4 separate regions of the Mus musculus genome follow, and all the other regions are linked to region 1. The links are chromatin contacts, found by Hi-C or POLR2A ChIA-PET in ENCODE. All regions are on one chromosome and are shown on one strand. Each heading gives the region's core, a stretch centred on a gene start or an enhancer-like site at or near the end of the contact. The rest is flanking DNA. Distances are from core to core; before and after follow the strand shown. Region 1 has its middle 47 kb from the start of Gm40658. Region 2 holds the start of Klf6 (Kruppel-like factor 6). Region 3 has its middle 100 kb from the start of Gm35615. Region 4 has its middle 11 kb from the start of Gm35464.

The links. Hi-C counts contacts between places; a loop is a spot of excess contacts on that map. ChIA-PET counts read pairs that join two places held with the same protein, here RNA polymerase II (POLR2A).
Region 2: a loop to region 1 is called in a map of heart, with 10 times the contacts of the local background. The contact joins the promoter of Klf6 here to the enhancer-like site in region 1. A Hi-C loop is called at or near these places in 14 of 37 maps with a recorded cell type or tissue (Patski, gastrocnemius, heart and 1 more). POLR2A ChIA-PET finds 5 or more read pairs at or near these places in 3 of 5 experiments (Patski and embryonic stem cell).
Region 3: a map of left cerebral cortex shows a loop between it and region 1 (2.5-fold over the local background). The contact joins two enhancer-like sites. A Hi-C loop is called at or near these places in 5 of 37 maps with a recorded cell type or tissue (Patski, T-helper 17 cell, heart and 1 more). POLR2A ChIA-PET finds 5 or more read pairs at or near these places in 1 of 5 experiments (Patski).
Region 4: a loop to region 1 is called in a map of heart, with 8 times the contacts of the local background. The contact joins two enhancer-like sites. A Hi-C loop is called at or near these places in 1 of 37 maps with a recorded cell type or tissue (heart). POLR2A ChIA-PET finds 5 or more read pairs at or near these places in 1 of 5 experiments (Patski).

The regions. Positions count from the first base shown.
Region 1 is chr13:4,770,268-4,776,219 of GRCm38, reverse strand. No RefSeq gene overlaps it. Among named protein-coding and RNA genes, the nearest start is that of Gm40658, 47 kb to the right of the region's middle. Within about 2 kb of position 4,621, at least 3 of the 3 ENCODE cell types and tissues checked have a DNase peak (open chromatin) inside an H3K27ac peak, as active enhancers do; they include gastrocnemius, heart and left cerebral cortex, where a contact is called at or near this core.
Region 2 is chr13:5,860,068-5,866,475 of GRCm38, reverse strand. Klf6 (Kruppel-like factor 6) reads right to left here and starts at 4,987. Exons shown (of 4, transcript NM_011803.2): 1 at 4,634-4,987; 2 at 1,132-1,708. The coding sequence starts at 4,837.
Region 3 is chr13:6,185,718-6,191,379 of GRCm38, reverse strand. No RefSeq gene overlaps it. Among named protein-coding and RNA genes, the nearest start is that of Gm35615, 100 kb to the left of the region's middle. Within about 2 kb of position 1,687, at least 1 of the 3 ENCODE cell types and tissues checked has a DNase peak (open chromatin) inside an H3K27ac peak, as active enhancers do; it is left cerebral cortex, where a contact is called at or near this core.
Region 4 is chr13:5,837,913-5,844,413 of GRCm38, reverse strand. No RefSeq gene overlaps it. Among named protein-coding and RNA genes, the nearest start is that of Gm35464, 11 kb to the right of the region's middle. Within about 2 kb of position 1,358, at least 1 of the 3 ENCODE cell types and tissues checked has a DNase peak (open chromatin) inside an H3K27ac peak, as active enhancers do; it is heart, where a contact is called at or near this core.

The DNA.
Region 1 (5,952 bases), core at 3,372-5,871:
GATAGGGTCTGTTAAGGACTTTGCCTCAAAGTATAAGGGAGAGACAATGTCACCCAACATGGAATTCTGGTCTCCGTGTGCACAGACAAATGTATCCATCATAAACATACATACGCTCATACATTATCAATATCTGTAAGTATATAGTATAGTGTACCTTGAAAGAGTGAATATAGTAAAATAACAGCTATTAATATAGTATTATATCTCTATATGTATTCATTATAGTCTAGTAATAGTAATCCAAACTAACACATTAATACACATACTATGTAAAATATTTAATATACATTGTAATATGCATATGTAGGCATACTTACATATCAGTGTAAATGTAGTTGTGCATGTGTCTTTGTAGTTTAAAGGCTATAGCATACAATGCAGTTTATGTATATATCATATATAATATACATACATATACAGTAATATACACCAAGTATACACATACACATTTGCATGCATTGTTCACTAACATCTGCATTTAGTGCTGTAATTTGTAAGAGCGTTATCTCAATTTGAAGTTTCAGTTTGTTTTCAAAGTTCACACAAACAAGCTTTTTTATTATTACCAATTATTCCAGTGTTTCCAGAGACAGGTTTGATGCAGCAAAGTCCTTTGATCCACAGACAAGCACAATCTGATTTCAGCCAGAAAAGGCACTGTAGTCAAATTCCTTTCTTACAAGTGATCTGAAAAATTCTATTGAACTCATTTGATATTTTCAGTTGGTGAAAAATGTAGGCACTACGATAGTTTTATGTTACACAAATTAAAAATTTGAATCAACAGTCATAATTTAGAAAATCAATAAAAAGAAAAAAAGGAACAAAATTATTCTGAAACTAATATAATCTTTCCATTTTCCCCAACAGTAAATACAGTATATAGGTCCTTGTCAAGCGTCACTCTTCTGATGAAGGCTTCCTTATGTCTTGAGTTAGACATTCATACACTGACATAAAATGTAGCCTTTCAGTTTCTTTCCCTTCAAAGTCTTAAATCTGGTTTGAAACCCTATGATAATTGTTTTAAAAATTAGGTCACCAATCTGAGAAGTGATTCAGAAATATGTTGGCTTATGGAATGACTAGAAATGTGTAATTTTCAAATATAGCCTTGTGAGGTACTCTTTGCCCGGTATCAGGTATATACAATTCTCAGAATATTTGGAGCTACAGACAGGGTTTCCTGAACCTTTTCTCAGACAGACATGAGGTTGTCTTTGCTTTGCCATGGAATTATGCTATAATTTCCTGAAAATAAATAAATAAATCTCAAGAATCAAATGAGATATATTATGCAAAATAGAAAAACATAATAAAATGCAAAAAGCTTAATGTAGGCATCTGGCATCAAAACATCTCACTCCTCCTGAATTCCAGTAACGGGTTGACTTTTAGTTTCCTTTCCTTTCACGGACAATTAAGTTTTAACCAAGTACATGGCGGAAATGTCAATACTGGGCACAGTTTAACTGGAAGAGTCACCAGTGCTGCCTTTGATTAGATTCTTGTACAGTGCGCCCAGAATAGATATTCAATCTAAAGAGTGATAATATCTTTAATGCACCATTTATTATGGATTAACTAACAATCTGTTTATACTCAGTCATATCAATTGAGATAATCAAGTTCTAAGAGACAGAAAAATTGTGGCTTTTTTTTTCCTGGCCAAGAATAAGAGAATGTACTAGAATATTCTAGCATGTGCTAGAATAGCAGCTTTGGATATAGAGTTTGACTTTTATAACCTGGCCACCAGAGTCAGCTGATTTTGCTTTTTAGAATAGGTGTGCCTAATAAAACCTGATACATTCAGGATGACAGGATGGAAGGGCTTTCTGAAGTTAAAGGAGGAGGGCTAACAGCAGAAGGGTCTCAAGTGACTCCCATTAACTGTATCACCTCTAGGAAGGCACTGCTGCTCACTCTGAGCATTGGTGAGTAGCTGGAATAACAGGGACAACCTGTAAAGACTTACCAGATGGAGAGAATCGAAGTAGGGCATCAGTGCTTTCTTCTATGTAAGAAAAAGAAATGACCAGAGGCAGCAAATATGTGAAGACAACACCACCCCAAGAGGTAAAGCTCTAAAACTTTATGTGTATATCAAAGTGCGGTTTTTGATCACTGGATCTGTGTCTCCTAAGGACCAAAATTATTGCATATATTCTAGAGGGAATAAGATGTCTGTCTCCCACGGTTTACTTGAGTCTTTGAATAGTCTCCACTGAGATGCCACACTTCTCAAAGCCTGAGCAGTTCAGCAAGATAAATCAACTTCACTGACCACAAACTACACAAGAGAATATGGAGAATTAGCCTATACACATAAAGGTGAAACAGAAAAAGGAGCAGGAGCAGGGGGGAGGAAGAGGAAGAGAAGGAGGAAAACAAGAACAAGAACAACAAGAACTAGAACCACAAGTACAAGGAGAACAACAACTATGATCATAGTCTCTATAGTTCACAAGTATCTAAAGTCATCAGTAAAGGTCTGCCTGAACCTGTGTAGACTTTTGTATGACCGTGGTCCACCTTCTCCTTTCCCCTCTACTCTTTTAGTCCCATCTTCTGATTTCCTTGCCTGAATCTTCACTTCTTCTGTTCTCTCCCCTTTCTTCTCTCCTTCACTTTATCCATTCTGCTGTTGTTTTTTTTCTTATTGCTTGTCTCCCTCTTACTTTCTCTGGAATCCTAGTTGACCAATGGGAATCAGGGTCCCCTCCTCTGGTTAGGTCTGTCAGCAGATGAGAACATATGCACCATGGATCATGCATGGAACTTGCTGAACATAGTCTAAGAGCTGAATCTTACAAATTAATGACATAAGAAAATAAATGATTTAATAAGCAAAAGTCATATTAAAGCCACCAAGGTACGTTTTCTCATTCAAAACAAGAATTAGGCTATTTTATTCCTGATGAAATGATAGTATGTGACCAAAACAGTCAAAGACAAAGGAAGGGCAAAGTTCCTTTTAATTAACTGAAGTTGTCTTTCAGATATAAATGCATACAGAAAGCCACTCTATGATGTATGTATTAATGATGATACAAGTGGTTGCATTTAAAACCCATAATCTGAGGATTGCCCTCTCTGGCTCTGTGAATACTGAAATATTATTTCTACAATTGGGTTCAATGCCCAACATACGTTAAATGGTGCAAGGTGGTATCATGTCTCTAATCCTCACAAAAGAGAAATAGCACATAGAGGATTAAAAGGTGAAGACCAACCTCAATAGGCCAGCCTGGATGGCATGAGATCCTTTCTAGGCAAAGTAAACATACAGTACTAGTTACTGTAACACCTTCTTCCAATACTTGCTATTTTTTTTCCTTCAACTTTCTGAAAAGCTACTGTTCTTGAGAAGGAACAAGAAAGAGCTGTATATGCAGGTTCATAATGCTGGCTCCATTAACCACTCTACTCTATAAGCACAATGAAGTTAGACTTTCTCCAAAGCACCCCTTTGGCTTCTTGGGGTGTATATGGCCCCCGAGGGCTTTGTTTTAGTTCTGGTCTTGTGACTCACAGGTTCAACATGACATTCTCCTTATTCTGCTCCTGTCTTTGCTGTTTACAGAACAGCAATGAACACCTCTCCTGTTCCCAGCCTGAGTTAGCTCCAAGAATCTCATACTCTTCTTTATCTGTTCTTGGCTGACACATGGATTATCTCTTGTGTCAGCTGCAGTTGCCAGTGTGCCTTGGCAATGTGAACTAAGCTGAATTCATATGACTCTGAGAATAGAGTTGGCTTGAACTCCCTATTACCAAGGTTGCATCACAATCCAGTATATTCATACGCCTGAATGATCTGAGCACTGTTGAAGAATCAAATCCCATTTCCTTGTAATATACTGGCCTTCTATCCAGTCTCCACTTCTATCTATAAAACCACGTGTAGAAACACATGTTCACATAAACGTATATTGGTTTTGATTAAATGTTTATTCAACCGCCACCGTGTCTTATAGCTACCTATCATTCAGAAAAGAAAATGATTTCACAATTGTAAAGTGCTACCTGGTAGGTTGTCTCTATGCCTTTTCTTCAATGTTCCTTAATTTGTCACAGAAGAGTTTTGACTGAAAACTTTAAAATGTTTATTTAATTTTAAAAGCAGTCTAAATAAAACCATTTTGAATAATTTAAAGCATGTTTGGCATAAGAATGACACAAATAGGCATTAAAAAAAAATAACCCTCAGGCACCTGCATATGACCTCAACTATGCTATTTTTCCCTCCTTGCATTTATGACTTCTATCAGCATTTCCCAGATTTTCCTCTTCCTGTAAACATGAGCTGCCAGACCATTTAAGGAAGTTAACTCAGAGCTGACTCTCCCAGGATCCTTGTTTTCAGAAGAAAAAGGCAAATCCTTTGCCCTAGTTGCCCCTGCCCCCACTCCACTCCACCCCACTCCACCCCACCCCACCCCGCATACCAAATCCAAATAGCTCTTGGGACAGGACAAACCCACTGTAAGAAGTAAACACTTAACAGGAAGTCTCACATAGCAACAGTCTCCAGGCACTAGAGGCATGAGTCATGCTGAGCACGCGGACCACAGCGCCTCTCCAGGGTTTACCAAGCTCTGACTCAAGAGTGGAGTCCAATTACAGAGACATTTCACAGGGCTCAGCACACTGGTGATGTCAGCTGATCCAGTTACAGTTGGGGGATCAGCAGGATTCAAACAAGAGGAGTGTTCATTCAGAGTTCCAGTCAGAGATTCCAGAGGCCCTGCCAAGTAAATGGAGGTTGCAATGAAAAAGCCACCTATAATAGAAAGTACTGGAAGTCCCGCTTAGCTGTTGCCTCAGGAGCAAACGGATCCCTGTCATTATGCGATTTGTCACTTCAGGGTAGTGTAGGGAACACCAGACTAGGTTTCACTGACTTCTTGGCTTTCTTGACATCTATGTGTTAAAAGATCTGCTGGAGGAAAGGGTCTATTTTTACTCATCATTGCTTCTCCATCTGTTTGCTATTTTCTATAAACAGAGATTAGCGTCCTGCGCGTGAGCCTATTTTAATCAGCGAACTAGCAGAGCCAAAGAGTAACAGGACGATATGAACATTCTGTTTCACAACAGAGCTTGCAATTCCTGAAGGACCTTCAAGCTATTCAAAAGAGGACAGCTTTAAAAACAATAACCGTGAAGGAGCATTACATCAACTTTAATGAATACATTTAATGAGTAATACATATATATCAAGCACAAATATATATATATATATATATATATATATATATATATATATGTGTGTGTGTGTGTGTGTGTGTGTGTGTGTGTGTGTGTGTATGTGTATACACATGCACAGACACACACACATATACACACACACAATCTTAGGAAAAATATTCTCAAAAAATTCTTACCATACTTTTTTGTTCTGTTCTCTTTCTATATGCTTTAAGAGCAATTTATGAATAAAAGCCCACAATAATACTGTGCTGAACACAGACTGATCTCACATTCTTAAATAAAGATACTTGTGTTATGTGTTCTTAAGATGTCCATACAAAAACCCAGAAGAAAAGGTATCTCAAAGTAGAAGGATTGCTGAAAGGGAAATACAAAGTCTTGTGGAAAGTACATAAAAATTGCTGAAATGTAACAACTGGCACTGTGGGTAAAGTGAAGTGACTTTTGCAGAAACATCTTCACCACCACACACATGAGTGAGCATCTAGAACCCTGCTAAATCATCATCTTTCTAATGGATGAGTGTGTAATGTGTAACTGGTGGGTTTTGTTAAGAACATAAGAAACGAATGTTGTTCTCTCTTGCGTAAGTGATGTCCTGTGTCTAGAAATGTCAGTGTTTAGCCTTAAGTGCTAAAGCTCTGTTTCTTTTTTTTATAATTAGGTATTTTCCTCGTTTACATTTTCAATGCTATCCCAAAGGTCCCCCATACCCACCCCCCCAATCCCCTA
Region 2 (6,408 bases), core at 3,738-6,237, 1.1 Mb before region 1:
AACCTAGCCTGAAGGGCTCACTTAGGCTGTTCATTCCAGGGATCCAGGTTTGACAAAGTCATCCTGGCCGAATCAAAGTTACCTCATAACAATGACAATTACTCAGACTGATGACATACTTGCAGGGTGAGATGTCAGCCCACAGGACCCACAGCCTTGCTGAGGGAGGAGAGTTATTGCTTTCTCCATGGAGACGGGTCCCCTCCAGCACTTACTCCTTACTCATTTCCCTGTGGAATGAGTCGTCTGGGACCTTCTACATTTCTACAAAACTGAAATCATGCGTTTCTGAGAAAAAACCTCATTCAGAGGGCTTGTGGATCCGTTTCTAGATGGCAATCAAACGACCAAATTGACATCACTCCCTAGCTAAATTATAAGTGTAGAACAGAACAAAATGCTACCCATGAGTGAAAAATGATGCTCAAATCAACCCAAGGCAAAAGCCATCTTGTTTGGGGAACACTCATATCCTCTCCTAGCTCTTTGCCTCTTCAGGGCCCTGACTTCATCTCTCAAGAATTTGACTATCCTCTCGGTAAGATACAAGTTTACAATTACTTATCCTGTTATCCTTCCCCTCCTATCCCAGATGTTGTGCTGCCAGTTTCAAATAAACAGAATTTAATCTAAGTAGTAGCACTGTGTTAAGAAAGCCCTTGTTTTTGTGGCTGTATTCACAGTAAATGCCCACTAGCCCAAGACTTTTGCTCACTCTGAGGCTTCAAAATACCACTGTCAACATCAGCAAACTTCAGGCTGCCCAAGGAGTGTCTGTCCTGAGCCTGCACTTACATGACAAAGAAAGAGGTGCAACCCAACATAGCACGATGCATGGGACAATGGGAAATGAGCACCCAGTGGGTGAAGGTTTGGGTATCCATGGAGAATGTGATCTGGCCTCCTGTTTAATCTGAAAGCATGAACCATTCATCTGATTCAAATGTCCAGTCTTTTAAGATTCTACTCTGAACTCCAAAAAAGACCCAATTCCTTAGAGACAAGAATCTAGGAAGTGAGGACTGTCTTGCTTGTGACCGCATCCTGGGGGGGTCCTGGCTCCCTCCCAGTGCTGATCGACTGAGGGCGCCCACCAGCAGCTGACCACCCAGGCCCCAAGAGGGGACTGACCTGTGTGAGTGCGCTGATGTGCTTTCAAGTGGGAGCTTTTCGTGTAAACTTTCCTGCAGCCATTAAAGTGGCACCGATGTACCCGTCTTCTGCCATCTGGGGAGGCGTCGCCATTACCCTTGTCACCAGACTTCCCAGAGGTCCCACTTCGAACCTTCCCAGGTGAGGGCAGGTCTCCTGGCCCACAGCCCCATAGTTGAGAAGATTCCCTGTTCACTTCTGGAGAAGATGGAGGTGTGGAAATGACGGAGGAACTCAGATTTCCTGAATTGACTAAGACTTCACCAATGGGATCAGAGGTAAATTTGGTCGTGGGTGAAAGTTCCTCTGAACTGTCCGAAGACTCACTGCTGACATCAGAGTTCAGGCTATTGGTCTCTAAGTTATAATTAAAGCTGGAGCTGATCAGAGAGTCCTCTGGGGGACTAGAAGAAATCTTCAGTTCTGATTCCTCCTTCTTCTCCCCCCGAGCTAGAATGAATTTGGTCCACAGGTCTTCCTGGCTGTCAAATTTTATCTCAGAGGCTGACACGTAGCAGGGCTCACTCTGAAGATAGCGTTCCAACTCCAGGCAGGTCTGTGCAAAAGGAACCACAAGAAGGCACGTGACTGTTACGGCTACTGAAAGTGGAACTGAAAGCACACAGGAATAAAAAAAAAAAAAAAAGGAAACATGCAACAAAGGACAAATAAATTATTTCTGTGTCAGGTATTGTGGGTCACAAAGTCTTTTGTAATGCGAATCTATTTCCCCGAGAATTCTAGAGGAAAGCTGTTTCTAGGAATCTGAAGGAAAAGTAGAGGTGAGACCTCTCTTGGTTTCTCCAGTGTTGGACCAATGGTCACAGTGAGTGATGATCACTAAGCCTGTTTTGTTGTTATAGTTACAAGTGTTGACATTTCTAATGACGATCCTGGTAAGCCACACAAAGAAAACCAGCCTTACACACATCACTCCCCCTCCCACCAACCTAACAGGTTTAACCAGATCCTCTGACAGTCTCTAGAACTATGAGCATCAATGAGAGAGCCCTAGCCATCCAAGAGTATTCACCCAACAGGACAGAAATATTGCACAGCGTGCAGTGTGGTCTGAAGACCCACTTGGGGGGCACAGCTGACAATATAGGGCTGGCTGTAGTCAGAGAACAGGCAGCAGATAGCTGTCTGTATTCACTTCATGGGCATCGATACATTTGAAAAGAAACCTCTCATTTTCTGTGTAGCTGGGACCTAAGAGATATACATATACATATGCATATATATATATATATATATATATATATATATGTATATATATATATATATATATGCGCACACACACACACACACACACACATATACACATGCATATTTTTAAATGTCATTTCCCAAGTCCAGGACTATGGATACCACCAAACTTTAATGATTTCTTTGCACTGGCCACAGGGAAACAAGAAACCTTGACAACAGAAGTGAATTCTTCCAGAGTAGCTATCTGCTATTGTAAAGGATGGAAAGGGGAAATTACTCCCTGGCCCTTCTGGGAGTCCCACAATGAACAAGGACTTTATCTCCTGGCCAAGGGTACAACAGTATGAGTCATCACTCCTTTTTCTTTCACGCAATGCCAAAGGAGACTTCCTTTTGAAATTCTGACCTGCAGCCAAATAAGGACCCGGCTCAAATATACATGCAGTGTGCCATAACAGGGTGCCCCTTCCCAGCCCTGCCACCAACCTTTCAAGGAGCTACACACTGCAGAGATCAGCAATCCCCTCTCCCCACCATCTCAAACTTTCTAGCCACTGGAAAAGAAAAACGGTAGGAAAGATTTTAGGATTCAATTATGTAGGCCCTGATTTTTCACTAGCTTTGCCTGCATGCCCATATAAGGCCGTCTGTGCCTCTGTGTATTCTATTCTACAGACAGAAATTTCGGCACTAAACTGCAACAAAAAAATGTTATCAGGGTACAGACCATCTTGAGCACAGGCTACCAGCAAAAGGGCTAAAGCTTACTAAACAATGTGCCTTCTATCACAGTATACACATCCTAAGTCCCGGCCTCACACAGCAAGCACAAGCAAGCTAAGGAAGAGGGGGTGCCTGTTTTCCATTTCCCCCCAAAATTCGATGTCTGTTACAGTGTGTACAGTATTAGGAATCGAAGCGGCGATACCTATTATTGATGTTCCAAAGAAATGGCGAAGACATTTATGAAGATCTTGTTAAACTTTAATCAACTGGCTAATTTAAAATCGCCAGTATGCTGATGAGCAGTGGGGACCTGATCGAAGCTCTCTGGGAGTTTAAAAGGCTCTGAAGGGGACCAGGAGCCAAGTCTGGCTAGTTGCCCAAATCCCAAATGCCTAAAGGAAACTACTAAGATCAATTTCAATCACGTCCCAGGGAGCAGCTTCTTTGAGGAGGAAAAATGGAGAGGGGGAGAGAAAGGCAGAGAGGATTGTGAACAATTAAGCCGGCATGGGGAGGTTTCAGCCAACACTTCGCTTTTCCTGGGTTTTAAAGCCTGGGAGGTTGTGAAACCGACGGAATTTATTTGATCTGCTAATTCACTTGGAGGAAAAAAAATACCCAGAAGGGTAGAGAGACGGCCACAGAATCATCGTTTTTAAAGACAATGGTGAAAGTGTTTGAGAATATTTTTGCCACTCACAGAATCCTATGACTTAGAAGGGGTAGGGGGTGTTTCTTTTATTCCGGTTGCCCCAAATTCTAGTTCCACTAAAATGCCGGAATTAGAGATTTTTCTTGCCCAAAGTAAGACCCGAAGCAACTAGGAATGGACTCATTGTCATATGACTGACAAGTCACTTGTGTGCAAACAGCACCCCCACACACACACACCCGCCGCGCAGTCAACAAGAAAAGCAGGTAAGAAAAACAAGGCAGGCATACGTGAATGATAAGAAATTATCCAGACGGAAAAGAAACTGCAAATGGCCTTGAATTCAAAAAGAACTACTGCGTTCCGCAAGCAAAATGTTAAGACTTTTAAATTTGGGACATACAAATATCAAAACAAAACCAAAATCCTTAAATCAAATCTTTTGGTAGTCAAGGCAAGCTCGTTCGTATGACAGGGTCCAGCTGTGGAGTTTGGAGCTGGTACAAACCCCAAACTTGTGCCAAGGGCTCAGGTCTGGATCGGTCAGAATAATTTGGGGTCCCCCCCCCCAGGTGTATGCTGCTCGTAAGCTCGGAATTAGCAAAACACGAAAAAAAAATGAAGAAATAAAAACGTAGTGGGAAGGAGAGCTCGCCTTCACACAAATGACAACTCTACTCCTCGCTCCCGAAGGCTCGCTCTACAGTGCCTTCATCATTCCAGGCAGCAGAAGGACATCTTAAGATCATTACTTTATATTTTTAATTAGGCAAATGCTAATCATCATTAAAAAGATGCACTTCCAAGCACACACCATCTTGCCTGCTCCTCCGCGCGACTCCCTCCTCGGCGTACCGGGCAGGTGAAAAAAAAAAAAAAATCCGTATTTACCTGTTGCCAATATTCCTCCAGGGACGGCAGAGCCGAGAAGTAGCCCGTTTCGTGCACAATCTGTAGTTCCTGGAAGATGCTACACATTGGGAGCACATCCATGTCGGGTTGGAAAAGACAGTCCTCGCTGTCGGGAAAACAGGGAGGTGAACGATCAGGAGTCCGAGCAGAAACTGTTCCCGGGAGCGCAGGTGAAAGTTTCATGCAAACTGGATGGCGCTGCAATCGGACGCCGGGTCCGGACCCTCCCGCAGCCCGCAGCGCGCCGAGCCCACGCAATATTTGCAAACAGCGGACTGACTGCAAGCGTAACCCCTGCAAAACTTCCCTATTCAAAGCTCCGCTGCCAGCCTCCCCCCTCCTCCCCCGCTTGGCTCCCCCCTTCTCCCCCCACGTGACCAGCTTGGAGCTCCGCCCCCCACGGTACCCAATCCTGCCGCTCCTGTACCCGGGGCTGCGCGACGATGATGTCAGCTCGCACCAATCGCCGGTGCGGACACACAGCGGCCCCGCCTGGCGTGACCGAGCCTCTTCATTAAAGGCCTCCTTATTGGTGCAATTCGAACTCGGCCTGCGCTGATTGGAAAGACGTCTCACAGGCTATTTTTAGCAGGGTATATAAGGCGAGGGCTACGGCGCACCGAAGGAGTCGGCGCTGGGAGGTGTACAGCCCAACGTTGCAGAAGTGCGGCCGGAGCGGCCGGAGCTGGGGGAGCCTAGCCGGGCAACCGGGCACCTGTCCCCGCCGCCCGGCTGCCCGGTTGCACCTTCTGATCCGGTCACACGGACCGGCACCCCCCAAAAAGACCAAAGATAGCAGACATATTCCCGATCCCCCTCATTTCCTCCCGCTGGGTTCCCGTGTTCCCGGATCCTTCCCTGACCCTCCATTCTCCTTGGTCCCTTGATTTCTCTCTTTGTTCGGAGTCCCCTCCATACTCAGAGATGCAGAGGTGCCCCGGGGTGGGCGCAAACGTGCCCGCAGGTTTCCCTGTGGCGATGGGACAATAAGACCGAACAGCAGGGGGACTTGGTACTCCAGAGTCACTGTGTGGTAGTTTCTGTCTAGGACGGAGGATGACAGGAGCCTGAGACCAAAATACCCCCACTTCTTACGCAGGCAGAGAGGGGGAAACGGTAGAGCATCTCAAAAGCCCCCTACCTGACCAGTGTGTCAAAAACACTCAGTTCTCAGGAATGAATTTTACCCACTCAAAAGTTGAAAATGCAGCTTTTAAGATCGCATCCGTGACCTGGCGCCATGGCCACACTGTACTTGGAGACCTGGACATTCACAGCTTAAAACTCCCCTTTTTCTTGTTGCACAGTTTTAATTCAAAGAAGATGCAGATTTTGCTGCTAATGGGGTTTAAATCTGTTTATCTCGTAGAAGGCAGTCTCGGAGATGTCTCACCAAGGTTAACAGGCTTTCCCATGGATGTGTAAACAATTCAAATTAGGTTGAAGATGACAATTTTTTTCATACAAATTATCTACCAAAGCACACCATGATATCTAAAAAAAAAAAAAAAAAAAACGAGCGACTAAAATTTTTGAATAAAAATCCAATTATAACAACTTCGAATATAATTTTTAATGAATAGTATCCTTTTAAAAGTTGTCAAGTACGTAAAATAAGCTGAGGGGAGTTTTTCTGTTTAATTTACGAAGTCTAGAAGAGAAGCATGTGCCAGAACCATAGGCTTGTCAGGTTTGTAGGCCTATGTATGGGGGCGAAGATGGGAAAAGTTATCTCACGTGCCTATTGTATGGAA
Region 3 (5,662 bases), core at 438-2,937, 1.4 Mb before region 1:
ATCAACAATAAAAGAATTCAGAGGACTGGAATTTAAGATGAAGTGCATTGAATCCCATTTGCTACAGGAGAAGCAGTCAGTTTTCAGTGTGTGTTCCATCTCAGTCAGAGAGCTTGAAAGCAACATCAACATGTCTGTCAGTTTGACTATATCTCAACCATGTAGGAAAGCTTGTTCTACTACATACGCTTGTACTAATTTACATTTATATATGTGAAACACTGGAGATTGAATCTAGGGTCTTAAACATGCTTGGTAAGAACTCTACCCTGAACTATATAATAAACCTTATTTATGCTTTTCATTTTGAGACAGAGTCTCACTGAGTTGCCCAGAAATGCATTGAACTTACTCTAGTGCAGGAAAATCTTGGATTCACAATTCTTCTACCTCAGCTTCCCAAGTATCTGGGATTAAAGACCTGTAACTCCTGGTCCTGCGGAGAGAGATCCATCTGTTGACCAAACTGCGATTTGGAGTGAATACTCAGAGAGGGGCTTCTGTGTCCCATACGAAATGGGGGGGGATTTCAGTCCCTAGAAACAGATTGCAGACCATATGATGTGATTCCCCCCCCCCCCCCCAGGGCAAGCTATGCTCTGAGTTCTAAAAGGGAATTTTATTTATTTATTTTTAACTAGGAAGCAAAACAAATATTTTTGGAATATGAGTTGTATAAGCATGAAACGGAAACCAGAGGGTAATTGGCACAGTATTTCAACGGTCTTTCTTTGAGAGCCAAGTTCAAAGCCACCTGTCACTGCTCTCAGATATTTCTGATTGACTGAAGCAGGGGCTGTTCTATGAAAGCCCCTTTCCTGGTGCGAGTCCAGGTTTCTTCCAAGTGTCTCATGTGCCTTTGCTGCTGTTTGTACTATATCCGAGGTCTCATGCCGCTCTGTCCTCTCCTCATGCGAGTCCCGGATAAAAAGTCTGCTTAAATGAAAAAAATTTTAAAACTGCTTTTCTAGTCATTTATAAATGTCTATAAATGTTTTGATTATGGACCTCCTATAGTCCCTCAAAGTACAGAGGGACTTGAGGAAGCCAGAAAGGTTGCTCAGGCTCTCTATTTCAAGATAGATCATTCTTTGAGTACATCAAAGCTGCTATTCTCTCCCAAGATACACAGTAGTGCTCTTAGCTAAATATGGCTTCTGCGTTTCCTTCCTGCCATGGCTGCTGTTGAAAAGAGTTCTTTTCCTTTTGTATCCCTAGTCCTGTGATTCCAGGAGAACGTTTTCTCTCTCCTTCCCCCTTTTCTCTTTATCTTTCCTTACTACCTTTCCTCTTGCCTTTCTTTCCTTGTCTTTTTGTTAAGATAGGATTTCACTTTGTAGACTAAGCTGACCTCGAACTAAGAATATGTATATCCACATGGCTTATCTTCAAATTAGCAGGGGTTAACAACATCTTTACTGGGTGTACTTCTCTCTTACCCGAGAATGTATTTACGAACCCATACTCAGAACTGAAAATCCTTTTTAGCCCCGTTCTGCTGGGGACAGAAGGAGGAAAAATAGTCGGCTTAAAGAAGCAGTGACCATGCTTTCCTGCTTCAAGGAGCAGGAATGCCAAGGGTTGCAAAGTGGGAGAACCGGAGTCATTGTGTTGAAACCAAACCGTGTTGGCGGCAAACAGAGACTTTCAGTTTGTAGTGAATTTACACTGTTACCAGGGATTGAAAGAAACAATGAGTGTTTTATGAGATGTGTTTACACACCCAGCAAACACATTTAGCTCTGTGAAGCAGCATGCTGCAGCAAATATTTGACATTCAGTTAGGATCCTCAAAATAGTTACCTTCCCAGTGGGTCAGCAAGTTCTGAATGTTCCCCAGTATTTCCAGGTACCTGGAGCCATAAATCCATATTTAATTAGCTTTGAATGAAATGTTAAAAGATGATAGGCTCTTTGTGCTAAAAATGAAGCCAAAGTGGGTCTAAGTTGATTTATGTCTAATTCAGAGTTGTAATTTAATTAAAATGCCATACTGAATTTTAAACATCTCCCTGGCAGAGCCCTTCCCACAATATTCAAATGTGGAGTCTTCTAGCTAAGGAGTCTCCCTGTTGTCTGCCTTTGTCACATTCCCTAGTGTGTTTGCAGAGTCTCCTCAACAGCTGAGATTCCTTACCTGGCTTCTTTCTCATCCTGGCATTGATTGCTTAGTGATTCCCGTTATGACGCTCAAGTGTGAATATGTGTGCATCGTTTTTTATTTTTGCTTAATGGATAGAGCACTGAGAACAATGCTTTGCATTTTCATCCTCTTCATTCAGTTCATGTATGTGGGAGGAGGTTTGTGCTGAGTTTGAGTTTAGGGTGCAGAGATGATATAAGAAAGGAAGAACTAAAGAAAATGATTCTTAAAATTGTGTTAGAAGATGGAATTGAAATTTCAACAGGAAAGTGGAATTTAAATAGTGTATGTAAAAAGAGAACATTTACTGTGAAAACTGTCATGGCCATGAAACTTTTCCAAGGAAAAATGTTCACATAAAATACTACCTCTGCCAATTTCTATTCTACTACAGAAAAGGAAGACGTGAAATGATGGTTCTATTTCAATAGAATTCTTTTTGAATATCAATCTAATAAAAATATAAAATAGTTTAAAAAACAGTTGAATGAATTGATTTTATTTATTCAATCTTTGTTTTTACCATATATGCATACATGCATATATACCATATAGGTTGTTTTATACATATATATATATATATTATATTATATACATTGTATACATTATGCGCATTATATACTATATGCATTAGACAGATAGACAGACAATTTTAGTATTTCTCCTTATTAAAACAACACTACCATTTGAACTTTGAGTTTTCCCCTAAAACTTTGCCCTGTTTGGTGCTATGGTAGATCTTTATGAAGCCAGACTTGATGGAAGGTCTTCAGATTCACATTCAAAATAATGTCAGTGAACGCTATGATGGGAAACTTTCCATTCCTTTCTCTCTTTTGCATTCTGGCTAAGCTGTTCATAGCTGTGAGGCTTGGGCATGGAGTTCCTGCTGAGATGTATTTTCTCAAAACAAGTCTAAAAACAATTCCCCTGAGATTGAACTATGAGCCAAAATGAATCTTTTCTTTTGATGAGTTTATTAGCTCAATTATTACTGACAGTGGTGGAAGGCTAAATTTTTTTTTAAACTAAATCAGGATTTTTTAAAAATTAGGTATTTTTCTAAACTTACACTTCCAGTGCTATCCCAAAAGTCCCCCATACCCTCCTACCCCACTCCCCTACCCACCCACTCCCACTTCTTGGCCCTGGCGTTCCCCTGTACTGAGGCATATAAAGTTTGCATGACCAATGGGCCTCTCTTTGCAGTGATGGCCGACTAGGCCATCTTCTGTTACATATGCAGCTAGAGACACGAGCTCTGGGGGTACTGGTTAGTTCATATTGTTGTTCCTCCTATAGGGTTACAGACCCCTTCAGCTCCTTGGGTACTTTCTCTAGCTCCTCCACTGGGGGCCCTGTGTTCCATCCAATAGCTGACTGTGAGCATCCACTTATGTGTTTGCTAGGCCCCGGCATAGTCTCACAAGAGACAGCTATATCAGGGTCCTTTCAGCAAAATCTTGCTAGTGTATGCAATGGTGTCAGCGTTTAGAGACTGATTATGGGATGGATCCCCGGATATGGCAATGTCTAGATGGTCCATCCTTTCGTCACAGCTCCAAACTTTGTCTCTGTAACTCCTTCCATGGGTGTTTTGTTCCCAATTCTAAGAAAGGGCAAAGTGTCCACACTTTGGTCTTTGTTCTTCTTGAGTTTCATGTGTTTCGCAAATTGTATCTTATAAATTGGGTATTCTAAGTTTCTGGGCTAATATCCACTTATCAATGAGTACATATCATGTGAGTTCTAGACAGTGAAACTTATAGAGGAGAAAGTGGGGAAAAGCCTCAAAGATATGGGCAAAGGGAAAAAATTCCTGAATAGAACAGCAATGGCTTGTGCTGTAAGATCGAGAATCGACAAATGGGACCTCATAAAATTGCAAAGCTTCTGTAAGGCAAAGGACACTGTCAATCAGACAAAAAAGGCCACCAACAGATTGGGAAAGGATTTTTACCTATCCTAAATCAGATAGGGGACTAATATCCAAAATACATAAGGAAAGCTTACTCTTTAGTGCATACTTGTATCTCTCTTATAACTTCGATAGCTTAACCAGAATAGGAAATCCCAACTAGGTTTTAAAAATGTTTTTATTTTATGTGGATGAATGTCGCCTTCATGTACTTAAGTGGGCCATGTGCATGCCTGCTGTGTACAGAGACCAGATTGGTCTCAGCTTCCTGGGAGCTGGCATTACAGACAGTTTTGAACCTGCCATGTGGGTGCTGGCTCTGTAAATGTATCTCTGCAAAGGCAGCAAGTACTCGTCATTGCAAAGCCATCTTTCCAGTCCCCAGGAGTACTTTTAACACATCATTTTAATTATGCCTTCATTTATGTATTTGCTCATTTATTAATTCATCTGTTCTTCTATTTTTGTTTGTTGCTAGAATCTCATTGTGTAGCCTGGACTGGTCTTTAATTTGTGGCAATCCTCAGGCCTAAGCTTCCTGAGTTCTGAGACTACAGGACTACAACCACCCCTGACTCACATCTGGATTTGAGATAACTCATACAAGTAAAGCACTTGCTGAGTGCACGTAGTAACCACACTTTGATCCTCAGAACCCATGTAAAGGCCAGACGCCCTGGCACAATCCTATAATCCCAAAACTTTTTTTTCTTTTTTTAATTCCAGAGCTGAGGACTGAACCCATGGCCTTGTGCTTGCTAGGCCAGTACTCTACCACTGAGCTAAATCCCCAACCCCAATCCCAACACTTCTATAGCAAGATAGGAGGTGGTGACAGGAGAATCAGCCAGAAGCCTGTAAACCATATGTCCTGGGGGGCACAGTGCAGCAGCAGAAAAAAAGAGAGACCCTGCCTCAAAATGAGATGACTATACCAAAAAGTCGTCTGAGCTCTACAAACTGTTGCATGTGTGAGCTGTGTTTTGTTTGTTTGTTTGTTTTTTATTGGATATTTTCTTTATTTACATGTCAAATGTTATCCCCTTTCCAGGGCATGTGTGCGCTTTTATTACCACATTTGTAACAGTGGTTTCTAAGGATGAGGCTGAGAGGTTTGAAGGTCATAGGATGCCTCTGTCAACCTCTGTCAAGGATGTTTTTGCTTCAGACATTTCAGCTTATGGTCTCTGAATCTGATCCCCAGCAGTGAATCATCCTCTTGGAATGTTCTTTCTAATAGAGTAGTCTGATGTCTTTCAGCTGTGTCTGCTTAAATGTAGCAATGACTGCATACAGGTGCTTTATGCATAAATCCAAAGGCAACTGAAAAAAAATTTCACTGACATCTCAACATAATATATTTTAAATTTATTTATTTATTTATCTATTTATTTATTATGTGTGTGTGTGTGTGTGTGTGTGTGTGTGTGCATATGTGTGTATGTAAACTGTATCCCCCTAGAGCTGAAGTTTCTAGTAGGTGTGAATTTCCTGATTGTGTGCTTGGAACCTGAACTCAGGCCCTCTGCAAGAGCAGTGCATGCTTTTATCCACTGAGCTGTCTTTCTAGCACCTATAAATAATATTTTAATGCAATTTAA
Region 4 (6,501 bases), core at 109-2,608, 1.1 Mb before region 1:
CACCGTTGAAGAATTAGTTGCTATGTAACTTCCAACACCCTTGGATTAGTCCCACATTCTCCTAGGGGAGGGTGATGCTCATATTGGGGAAAAAAAACTCTTTCTAAAAAGGTGGCCCATCTTCTGTCCATGGCCACAGACACAGATTATTCCCAGTCTCAAAGCTACTATTTGGGGATAGAGAAATAGTTTGATTTCAGTCCATTTAAATGGTGTGGTCCCTCATCAGCAGACAGAAGCAGTCCCATGAAGAATGGAAGAAATGCTAAGACTACCATGGATTACTTCCATTTACCAAGAGTTTACAGGCAGAGCTTCAACCAGGCTACTCATTTCCTGCTTTGCCTCCAACAGAACCGGTTCAATCCTGTACTTATCTCCACTTCGTCCTAGCCCTTCAGGCTCCCTCCTTGGTGGTCAGGGTTTTGCATTCAGAGAATTGACCTTTACCATACATCAATTGTTAACTGATAAGGAATTCAAAAGACTTCTTAAATCCTTAGCTTTCAGAGCTGTGCTGAGACCACTTTCAGTCTTAAGTCTCTTTACCCACAATAACCTAAATTCCAGTCAATATGTCTCCCTGCCAGCCTGGACCACAGCAAAGAGCTAACATAGCCTCTCCCTTGCCTCTAACTTGCTGTGTCTTCTTTGACTTCCATTTGCTGGTCTTCACTTAGCACCAGTTAAACTCTGTCTCTCTGAACTACTTTGCTGTCATTCTGGACTCAATGGTCTCTTTCTCCTTTGCTAATGATTCTGCTATTGGCTTGAAAATGATTTGTGATCTACAGTTTTAGTGGTGTGTCTTCTGTGTAGATGGTCAAAAGTGAGAGTTTCTCTCCTTCCCAGCACATTTAAATGCTTCTAACCACAGAAAGAACATTCCAGCTATGTTTCTATGGATAAGCAAGTCAGCTTCCTCTCCAAGCCTCAGTTTCCTTATGTGTACCACGAGAGTACAAAACCTACCTGACAAGAATTGTTGTGAAGGACAAGGGAGGGAACACGTAAAAAAGAGTAGGGCGCTTACATCCAGCAGCTCTTCTGGAGATACCAGGTTAAGATCATAGGAGAACTGGGCTCATTAGTTCTCCAAGAGAAGACAGCTATACACCAGGCGCTATTATTAGGATCTCTGATTTGGGGTTCTGAACTTGTACGTTTGACAGGGGCTTCATGTCCTCTGTGTCATTCAATAGTGACAAACGAAAAGAAAAGATTCTGGCAGATGATCAACAGCCTTTCCTGCTGCTGTGGTCATAAACCCCATGGCTATTTTAGGGCCAGTATTGTTCAAGCTGGATTTAGTTTTCCTTTGCTGTCTATTTTGGCGTTGAGTCGCTCTAAAAGGGCAGGCTCCACATGGTGTGTCAGGCCAGTGGCTCATCCACTGTCTTTGTCCAAGTTTACTCAGTGAAAGATACCACCACCAATGAGAAAATGAAAGTCAGAAAGAACTTGAAAAAGATCTCATTCTCCATTTAGAATCTTAAAAATACATTTTTTATACAAAGTCATATCCTAGGAAGTGTTTCTTCTTTTTAGTTGTAAAATTAAAGAAGGTCATATGTATCTAATTATGCGATTTATTAGAGGAAACATCTATCTTTAGATATTCACAGATCTCTCTGCAAATATGTCCTGTGTCTGTGTGTATTAGTCTGTATATATGCATGTGTGCCTCTGTGTGTGTTAGTCTATATGTGTCTATGTGAGTGTCAATGTGAATTTATCTGTGTGTGCCTGTGATGTCTCTAATACATATGCATTTATTGTTATGGATATATATATGTATATATATATGTGTGTGTGTGTGTGTGTGTGTATACCTATTTGTTCATGCGTCTCTGTGTCCATGTACACATTTGTGTTTGCGTATATATAATGAATGTGCTTGTATGTGGTGGTGATTTTTTTCATGTGTTCATCTGTTTTCTGGGTGTGATGTTTTCTTTCTTACTCTTTCTTTCTTTTCTTCCTTCCTTCCTCCTTCCTTCCCTCCCACCTACCTCCCTGTAGTCCTGGGAAAGGGTGTCTCCTACTTGCTAAAAAATTCTGTCAAAGAAATGTAATCACAATATACATTTGAAAATCAGCATCTTTGAAATGTTTGAGGTTATTTTTATCAACTATTGTTCTCCAGTGTGAGACTCCCTGTCAAGAAACAGCAGGCCCTGCCCACCCCCCCCCCTTTTCAGGGGGAGCCACACTGCATGCTATTTACATTTTTGTTGTTGTCCTTGTTTATCAAGCTGTGTCAACAGTATAAGCCAGACAAGGAGACAGTTTGTCACTTTACTGCAGAGTTCTACCGAAGCTCTAGAATGCATTGTGTCTCTGTCCCTAGGGACATCATTCTAGGATCATATATCAGATGAGAGACCAACACAAGAACCTTTGGCTGAGTCCTCCTATGTTCAGAATAACTAATCATCAAACTTCCTCCTCTCATTGGTTAGAGTCTCTTTTATTTGCCATTCTAGAATATTCTTGATCACTTGCAGTGCTTTTCTCTCTACCAGGAGAAACAACCAAGATTATTAAAGAAGGTCACATGTACCTAATAATGTGAATTGTTAGAGGAAACGTCTATCTTTAGATATTTAGACAGGTCAACCAAGTGGGAACAATGATAAGCTGGCAACCATGACTGTCTATCGCTGTGGCATTGACCATAGTCTTAACAAGACTGAAGAATCAGTCTCGAACGGGTCAGAAGCACCTAAACTCCTCATCTGCCCAGGCAGGTCTGACCGGGCTTATGGGAAATGCGCTCACAGGTGAGACAACACTTGGCATTTGCTCCAGACTTTCAGTTCAGAGAACAGTGAGTTCCCAGTACAAGGGAGTGGAAGGTGATGTCATTACATAGATATGGCCCGGCTTTGAAATTAGTAAGCATGTTCAAAGTTCCTTAGGACACATGCTTGGATTTAAAAGGTGAATAGTGATAGAAAACTGTTAGGCTAAGATTTTACAAAAATAAAACAATACTCCTGATTTCCTTTTGACAATACCACAAAGTTTTTACGTGTGTGTTACAATCCTATTTTCACTTGAGACTTTCTCAGATGATATTGTTAGGAACAAAAATCCAAAATTAGCTCTAGGCTACGAGTGAATAATTTTCAATAGCCACTCTAAACTGGTTTATACTTTTAAAGCCATATATGGCTGAAAGTAACTCTTTAAACAGGAGGAAATAAAAGGAAACTGTTTGTACATGGCAGAAAAAAAAAGTTTAAGCAGTAAATATGTGTGAGAGTTCAGGCTCCTAAGATTTGCCAAATGAAACTCTAGGTAATTTTTGAATTCGCTTTCAGTCAACATTTATTTGAAATGCTTTACCAACTTTCAGGGCTAAATCAGGAAACATTACTTCCATTAATTAATATTTAACAGTTGGCTAGCATTTCAGGCTTGTATGTCTTCCCTTTTCATACCTAAAAGCTGGTGAACATTTAATTGAATTTTGATGATAATCTTAATAGCATCATTCTCTACATTTGCTCCTTCAAACAATTTTATATTTGCAAATTGCTTTTGCATTCCTTATAGCTAGTTACATAACTTTGCTCATGGAGTAAATTAAGTTCTAACTAATGTAAAGTGATTTTGCTGTAACAGTGTAAACATAGATATGTCAATAAATGCACAGGAGATAATTTCACTTCAGTAGTAATATATCAGTGCTAATTAATTAGTGTCTCTTTAGTACATAATACATATAGCCTTCCTCACAAGTATGGGAATGGCACTGAAGTCAGCTTCTGAATTATGCCATTTTCAGGGCGGATCCTAGGATGAGGTTGACCTCATCATACAAACTGTCAGCTGACACTCACGATGAACAACTCAGAAGCTGCTGAGAGCTCAGAGAGAACTCCAGTTTGATTGTAACAATGCTCATAAGGTCTTCTAACACTCATAGATCACCTTTAAATTCTTTTCAAACTCAAGAAAAGACTCTGCCTTGACAGACTAGCTGAGAGCAAATGTCTTCTTTAAAAAATAAACAGGAAAACATTGACACCCAGAAAGACGCCATGGAGGCAAAAACCTGGATTGAGTAACCTCAGCATGCTCTCCTGTACAAAGGACAGCCACATGACATCATTGCTACCATTATGGGTAGGCAGCCTGACATGCACAACAGTGACCAACAAAGAGATTCTCTCTTGTACTAGGTGACGAGAGACACCTGAGGTTATCGTCTTACCTCCTCACACATGCTGCGTGGCATGTGTATGCCAGCACTTAAACATGCTATTTCCATATGCCTGCAAATTTTCTCAGAGACAACTATATTAAAGAGAAAGAGATAACTAAGTTTTGGGGGGTTTTAGCCTTTGAGTATCTTACCACCACTTTCCCTGTCTCTGCCTAGTCTGAAGATGAGCCTAACTTATGGACCTGCAGCTTCCCTTTGCTGCCCAAACTGATTCATCCTAGTCTTTTCTCTCTTAACTTCTCCCATTACATTTATGCTGTAAGTGCATTAATAACTGAGACATCTCCCCAGACTAAAACTTTATACACACACACACATACACACACACAAAAACACACACACCACATATATTTCATATGTCCTCTTCATTGACAGTGGGGCCTGTCATGGTTTTATTTCAGTTGCTAATATCCTGAACAAAAGCTATTTAGGAGAGAAGTGTTTATTCATCTTACAATTTTAGATTATAGACCATCATGAGTAAGAAGTCAAGGCAGAAACATCGGCAGCTAGTCATGTTATATTCATAGTCAAAAACAGATTGAAATGAATGTGCCATGTTGCCTGCCTGTTATTTTTGTTCAGGTAGGTGTCTTTACTCTTAAGCTCTTCAGGACTCTTTGCCTAGGGAGTGGTGCCACCCACGATAGGCTAGGTTTTTTTTTTTTTTTTAACATCAATTCACAACCAATGCAATACTCTACAGACAGGCTAACCTAATCATTTATAGCTAATTTCTCATTAAGAATTTCTTGCAGCCCAGTGGGTCTCAGCCACTGGGTCTCTACTCCTTTGGGGGTTGCATGTTGGATACTTATATTTAGATTCATAACAGTAGCAGAATTGCCGTTATAAAGTAGCAGGAAAAGAATTGTATGGTTAGGGGTCACCACAACCTGAGGAACTGTTTTAAAGGGTCACAGCATTAGGAAGATTGAGAACCACTGTCACAGTTGACTGTAGGTTGTGTCAAATTGACAGTTAAGCCTGCCAGAATAAGGCATACTGGTTTGTCTTTTTTTGTGGAAATTTATGTGTCTTTGGGGCTCCTGAATGCCCAAAATGATGAACTGCTTTTCATTTCACTTAAGCATTCATTCCAGTACAAGTGTCCCTAAAGACAACTCTCTTCCAATGTCACCCGTAGTACAGAATGACAATCTAATGGTAGTAATCATGTATCTGTGTAGGTGGCTACAGAGTATATGCTATGTTGAAGAATCGGTTACTTATGCACATCTAAAGCATAAGTTTTGGTCTATGGTCTGGCTTCTTTTCTATGAGCTTGTGTTACAGACTCCACAAGCCTGCTTTCCATGGTGTGTCAACTCAGTATTGTACTTGTAGTTGCTCAACTGTCTAAAACAACACCAGAGAGAAAAGACGAATAGCAGCGATGTAATGAGTTCTATTCTCCACTGGATTTAGCCATCCTGTTTTCTTATTAGTCTATGCATATTCTCGTTTTCTCCACTCCCTGCAATCCTTGTTGAGCTGTCTGTAGAGCATGGAAACCCTGAATGGCAGATGTGGGCTTTCATAGAAAAAATACTATGAGGATAATATAAGCCAAGGTTTGGCTCTATGACTTGACTCTTGGTTTTAGTGTCTACTGGAATAGTTTGAAATTCACTTACCTTCCTAAAATTGAACTCTGGAGTTCAGTTTCTTTTATTATTTTTTATTTTAAGTTGGAAATCTCATTTATCTCAGCCTGGATTAGCTACATAGCCTATTGTGGTGGTTAGTGTTAATTGGCAACTGAACAGACTCTAGAATTACCCAGGAAATGTGTCTTTAGGCATGCCTCTAGGGGATTATTTTGATTACTTTGAGTTAAGACCCTCCCATGATGTGTGGTATCACTCCAGTTCTAAGTTACGGACTGAGAGAAAAGGAGAGAGAGAAGAAGCTAAACCCAAGCATCCAGCTTTCTGCTTCTTAACTACAGACTCAGTGTGACCTATCAATGGTCCCAAGATTCTTCAGCTGTGACTTTCCCATATCAATGGACTGCAACCCAGAACTATAAATTAAAATAAACCAATTCCTGCAAGTTGATTTTGTCAAGATAGTTTGTCTCAGCAATAGGAAATCAAACTGAGACATTGAAGATGACCTTGAATTTCTGATTCTCCTGCATTTACCTCCCAAGTTCTGGGATTACAGGCATGCACTACCATAAACATGCTATGTTTTCCTGAGTATCCATCCCAGGACTTTGTGTATGCCAGACAAGTACTCTACCACTGTGCTACACAGCCAGT